2 separate regions of the Homo sapiens genome follow, and region 1 is linked to region 2. The links are chromatin loops, found by intact Hi-C in ENCODE. Cell type or tissue: endothelial cell of umbilical vein. All regions are shown on one strand. Each heading gives the region's core, and the rest is flanking DNA. Links, peaks and the distances in the headings are about the cores only.

The links. A loop is a pair of places that touch in the nucleus more often than their neighbours do. Peaks named below come from ENCODE experiments on the same cell type or tissue, not always from the same donor. Only the 100,000 strongest peaks of a DNase experiment are listed, where the experiment ranks them.
Region 1: it touches region 2 in a loop (5-fold over the local background); 17 of 110 quality-filtered maps call a loop at or near these places.

The regions. Positions count from the first base shown.
Region 1 is chr3:156,690,490-156,693,408 of GRCh38, reverse strand. All of the region lies in intron 2 of TIPARP (TCDD inducible poly(ADP-ribose) polymerase), which reads right to left. Among named protein-coding and RNA genes, the nearest start is that of TIPARP-AS1, 16 kb to the right of the region's middle. In endothelial cell of umbilical vein, for the core only: no CTCF peak of the experiment used is centred there; DNase peaks (open chromatin) are centred at 1,258 and 2,098; H3K27ac peaks cover 2,500 bases.
Region 2 is chr3:156,825,156-156,828,074 of GRCh38, reverse strand. LEKR1 (leucine, glutamate and lysine rich 1) reads right to left here and starts at 1,722. Exons shown (of 13, transcript NM_001004316.3): 1 at 1,699-1,722. RefSeq lists a silencer at 581-875 and an enhancer at 1,190-1,249. In endothelial cell of umbilical vein, for the core only: no CTCF peak of the experiment used is centred there; DNase peaks (open chromatin) are centred at 1,244, 1,524 and 1,794; H3K4me3 peaks cover 1,305 bases; H3K27ac peaks cover 2,336 bases.

The DNA of each region.
Region 1 (2,919 bases), core at 168-2,667, 130 kb after region 2:
GAGAATATTTTGGTCATCTTATTATCTGGTCGACTGCTGCTGAATCATTCCTTTACAAATGTCTCCATACTGTTGGAGGGAAGTCCCACTATATGAATCAGACTCATTTAATAATTTATAAAAGGTAGTCCAATAAAAACATTTGTGTTTCCTCTTTTATGGAACTTCACCTAGAGTTTGAAACATTTGAACCATTATTTCAAATAACTGGCATAATGGTCATTATACTCTTCTCTCTTTTCTTTTTTGTGTATGTTTGAAAGTTACTATAAGAAAATATAAAAAATTAAATATATGATAACAGCACAGATATTGTAGCATAGTGTACCACAGATTTCTAAATGGATGTCTACAACACAGGAAATACTCTAGATCTACAGGCATTCAGAAAGACTGGTACATGTGAAGTCTAGGTGTTGAGACAGATTTTCCCAATAATTAACTTATTTCCTTGCTGTAAATTAGGATTTTGAAAAGGATATTAAATTTGATCTGTGGTTGCACCACTGCACTCCAGCCTAGGCAAAAAGAGTGAAACTGTCTAAAAAAAAAAATTTGATCTACGGGTTTTGCTAGCTAGCACATTTTCCAAAATCTGCTCTTAGAATACTTGTTTCAAAAACTATTAACAGGTATTCTGTGCACAAAAGATTCTGCAGACAAATATTTGAAAAACAGATTATACAAATATTTGCCATCCTCTATCCCAATGTTCACAATTTATGAATCAGGTTCTACACTGAAAAAACAACCATATAACCAACTGATGAAGCCAAAAAGTATGGAACTTACAAAAAAGCAGTATACTCCTTTAAAATTCCTAAAGATCTTGCCAATAAACCCCAAACTTCTTGCTTAGTAAGAGTACTAACTAGTTGGATATGGTCTCAAAAACAACATATAATATTAATTAAGTATGAAATAAGATAATATAATGTAGTTTAAAATAATATTTGGCCACTGTTTTAAAATGATTTATGGTAAGTAGGAATATTTAATTCAAATAGAAAAATGTTTCTGGGAAATCCTAAAAAGTGAAACAAACACGACAAAACAAAAAAACAAAAAAAGTCCTGTAAACTGGAACTCCTATGCCTAAATTAAACTTCATATCAAGTTGCCTTAAGCAATTTTCATTAACTTTAGGAGAATCTGATGTTATGATTGGGAAGTGAGATAAAAAACTTTCTCCCTGTTAAGATTGTTTCAAGTTTCTAAACATATTTTTCCCCCTTTAAGCTTATCGCCCAGCAACTGTTCCCAATTATGAGTCACAAATCCTCAGTATTTCCTTTAAGGAGTTCTTAGAACAGCAGTCATTATGTTAACATGCATTATAATATAAACAGCCAATGCTTTTTGCTGTTTAGTGTCAGATTTTATTCTGGACATCACTCTAGCAATTTCTGTTTAAGCCTGTATTACTGAGACTTCATAGATAATGATTTGCATGAGAAAGACATCTACAACTGCAGCTTTTGCTACATTCTCTGTGCATGTCAGTCCTTTGGGCATTATGAAGTTTCTACGACAAATCCTAATTTACTACAATCAACTGTTCTTTGGATTGATGTATCAAAGTACTGTTTTAGCTCTATTTGATTTTCAATATGCTTTTTCTAAACTTGACAGAGACAAAAATCATAAATTTGAAAAACATTAAATTATCTTTTTGTAAGATTAATTTTACCACCTGCTCTCCCTTAAACAGGGAATGCTTTAAAAATCTAAAGCCAAGAGGTTTTTTTCTCCACAATCTGCATCAGCATAAATGTGTGCAATATGGGTGCCAAATGTTCAACAGCCACCACATTCTTCTTTATCAAACTATTGCTTCCTATTATCAGAAAGCAATTATGAGTCATCTATGTATGATAATCGTGATGGTGGGCTCTACTGGGCAATACACGAAGAATTAAACAGATGTAGTCCCTGTCTTCCAGGGGCGTTAAGAAAGGAATAACTAACAAAATGTAAGCCAAAGAAGCAGTACATCTGCCTATCTAAATTCACCAGTGGCAAGTACATTCAGGAAATAAGAGACAAAGAATAAACATGCAGCAATATGGGAGAGGAGGTGGTTATTGGCATCCAGTAATGGATAAAGGTCAGGAAAATTAAGAGGTTTTACTTTATCAATCCAAGATAGCTTTCTGCAAGAAGAAGAATCTTAGAAGCAGTTTAAATAACAGGAAATATCACTGTAAGTAAAGAGCTGTAAGAACAAGGAAAAAGAGGTCTCCAAGCACTTTGCTTCTTGAAAGACGGGTGGAGACAGGATTGGTACTAGTTGGAAAAGGAGACCTTCTAAACAGGGGTATCTGAGAGATGAGGAAATGGGAACCTGTAAATTCCTATAAGGGGGTAAAACAAGCAATGTGAGAGACTTCAGGCAACAAACTGTGGACGTTTAAGTCCAGGGTGTCAGAGCCTTAAGATATAAGGTTAGGAATTTACAGTATTGAGCAGATGAAGTTAGAGTCAAAGCAGTAAATACAGGATGTTGGAAACTGAGCAAGAGAGACAGTGCTAGAGATTGGGGGTGTCTCTGTAAAAGCAAGGTGCAATAATCCTTGTGGATGAAAACCCCATCTGGTCTAAAGGCATCTCTACTGAGGGACAGCCAAAAAAGAGTATGGGTAATAGCCACTGTACAGTAGGATTTATATCTTGCTATTTGTATCAGATGGCTAAATCCATCAGTATTGTTTTATCTAAGATACAGCCCTATCATGAACCAGAAGAAAACAAAACCTTGTGAACAGACTGCTGATTTTTGCTATTAAGGGAAGAATGAACTTGAACCGCTGAAATATTAACAATTCTGTTTTTCCACATCTCACCACCACACATCCCACTATAAGAATCCATATACAACACTAATTTAAAATGCTGAAAAGGACGCCCATTCTCATAATT
Region 2 (2,919 bases), core at 108-2,607:
GGTACCATTAACCATGTCAACATAAGCCCAAACATAATCTGATGTTTGGCAGATTGTCATAATCATGTGGCAAGAGCCCAGAAGGCTCATTATTCTCATTTCTGTCATTTAATGGTGGATTTGCCATCAGTAAAATGAAATAGTAACTTCAACTCTATTGGGAGAATTTTCCAAAAAATTACCATCTAAACATCCTTTTAAAATTTCACCCATAAAGTTATCTGAGAGCACGGATCTAAATGACAGTATAAACAAAGCACCAGTAGAACAGTTTTTGTGTAGTGCCTTCATTGTCTGTGAATCTATTCCAACTTTATGGCCTTAGCATAAGAAGGGGAGGAATTGGCAGGTTCTGATTATCGGGGGGAAACTAAAAATTAAAAGTCCTGCCAACCCAGAAAATGCTCCACAATGCAGAAAGACAACAATTTTATTAGGCATTCAACTAGACTTTGATGCACATCACGGCTAATCTGCTAATGAGGTTACAAAGAGAGAAGGAAATCCCTCTTTTATACAGCCAAGGAGACACAATCCATTACACATTCTCAAGGAAACTGGTAACGTGTCCTCATGTAAGAGGGCTTAACATAGTGTTCTATACATTCTTTTATATTTCCTCTTTAATTCATCTGGTAATTGGGGTAACCACCTGTGTTAGCTAACGGCTTTCCTCCTAAGTAATGCACAGCTCCATAACGAAACAGGTGTTTACAATTAGGAATAACGCACCTAGGTTAAACTCCCAAAGTGACAAGGAGACTGGGGCCCTATCTTCCTTGATGTTTACATTTTAAAGAAATGGCTTCCAGGTCCTCAAGAAAAGCATTCCTAGGTCTTTAAAAACATTTGCATACATATTAAATAGAGGAAGCATTCACAAATACTAAGTTTCTCAAGAAAAAAGAAGGGTCTTTCCCTTTTGGCAACAGGGAAAATCTGTAATTTTTTAAATTTAGTCTTACATAGTTTTGCGTGTGTTATCAAACAAGTCCCTTTAATCCTTTCTCATTGCACGTATGTGGACCGCACTTTGGCAAGAGGTGCAGTGATAAGTGGCTGCAGCTACGTGGGTGTTTGTGAACCTCCTCTCTAACAAGATCACCGAAAAGACATTTTTTAAAATGCAGACACGTCCTTGTTCGTTTCCAATTCCGTTTCTCACACTAGTGTCACGTCAGGCCATTAACTCACGTTCAGCTTTCAAGCCCTTACGTAAAGAACCATTCCCATGGCGTGAATCACCCACAACGAGCAGGTCAGGGGCAGGTGAAGGCGGGAGTTCACATCCTAAGACTTTCCTGAAGCGGCAGGCTCTTCCACACAGAAACCAACCGCAAGGCCAGACAAAACTGCTGGAATGGCTTTCAAATCTGTCCCTTTCTAACCCCGTTCCCCCTGGACCTGCAGTGGCCGGAAGAGGAGGAGGAGGAGGGTGCGGGGGTGAGGAAGCAGAGCCGCGCGTTCCCCGGGGCTGGGAGGAAGGCGGACCGCGCCTGGGCCCCGCGGGCTGGCAGACACCAGGAAGGGGCCGCAGAGGAGCGTGGTGGCGGAGTCCAGACCCGGGGCCTCGTGCTCTCGCTGGGGCGCCGCGGCTCAGCTTTCTGGCTCTCTCCCCGGGTGCGAGCACGCCTCCACTCCGGAACTGCATTTGGAGGACCGGGTCATCCCAGGCTGAGGAAAGCCATCGTCCCTCACCTCGACTTCGACTAGGACGGGTGTGAAACGGCTTTCCCGGTCTCCCGGGCGACCGCGCCGCCAGTCGGCTGGACGTCAGGGCGCGGCGACGTCACGGCCCACGTCTGTCGTCAACGCTCCCCTGCACCGCCCAGGGTCTCACGCGCCGGGCGGAAGTGGGAAAACTGGTGGTGGGGCTCGGAAGGCTGGGCTAGTCTTACGCGGAATGCTGTGAGAGGGAGGGAAGGGGATCGAGGGATGAGGTGGGCGAGAGTGGGTCGGGTGCTTGGTAGCGACTGCTGAGATGGAGGGAGCTGTCCCAGCCTCGTGGGGGGTTGGAGAGAGGCACTGCCGGGAGTCGGGAGTCGGGAGCCTATAGCCCTACCTATCACCCCTTGCTCTGGGGCCTATGTGGTAGACACAGCAGTGAGCAGTTACTGTTCTTGAGCAGAGGAAAAAGAGATGCCTGTAGAGGTCATGGGTGTAAAGGGAAGTTCTGGTTTCAGTCATTACAGCCAGGACAAATTAATTGGGAAGGCGTTGGTGACATTTCCATTCTAGTCCAAAGTAGTGAAGATTAAGGGCTTAGTTCAAAAAGTATTTTGAGACCTCCTAGTCTACACTTTATTTATCGCAGGCTACCCACCCTTACACGTGACTAACTTCCCTTTGTTCATACATTCATTCATAAAACAAGTATTTATAGACCTACTACGCGACAAGCAGAGCAGCATACCGAGATAGGGTGATACTCTGTGACTGGTCAAGGCAGGAGCAGCCATTGGTGTAATTAGCAGGTGACTCATTCGTAGTCCAGATCTTGCCTTTCTGAGGATTATATAAGGTCGAAGTACAGTTCTTCCAAGAACCAAAGAAAACATCGATGGCTCTGTAGCAGGCAAAGAGACTGGTTTGCTATTGAATAAAATAAGATTAAGTAAATACAAAGAAAATTAATTGAACCTATAGATTTAGAGAAGTGATTAAATGACGCAGAGCAGTATCGGTACACCAAACTGCTTATTGATAACTACTAATTAATGACACCAGGAAGTACTGAACACTAGTGCCTTGTTCCTTGGCACTAAAAAGTCTAGTAGATGTGGCTGGGCGCGGTGGCTCGGGCCTGTAATTCCAGCACTTTGGGAGGCCAAGGCGGGCAGATCACAAGGTCAGGAGATCGAGATCATCCTGGCTAACACGGTGAAACCCCGTCTCTACTAAAAATACAAAAAAGTAGCC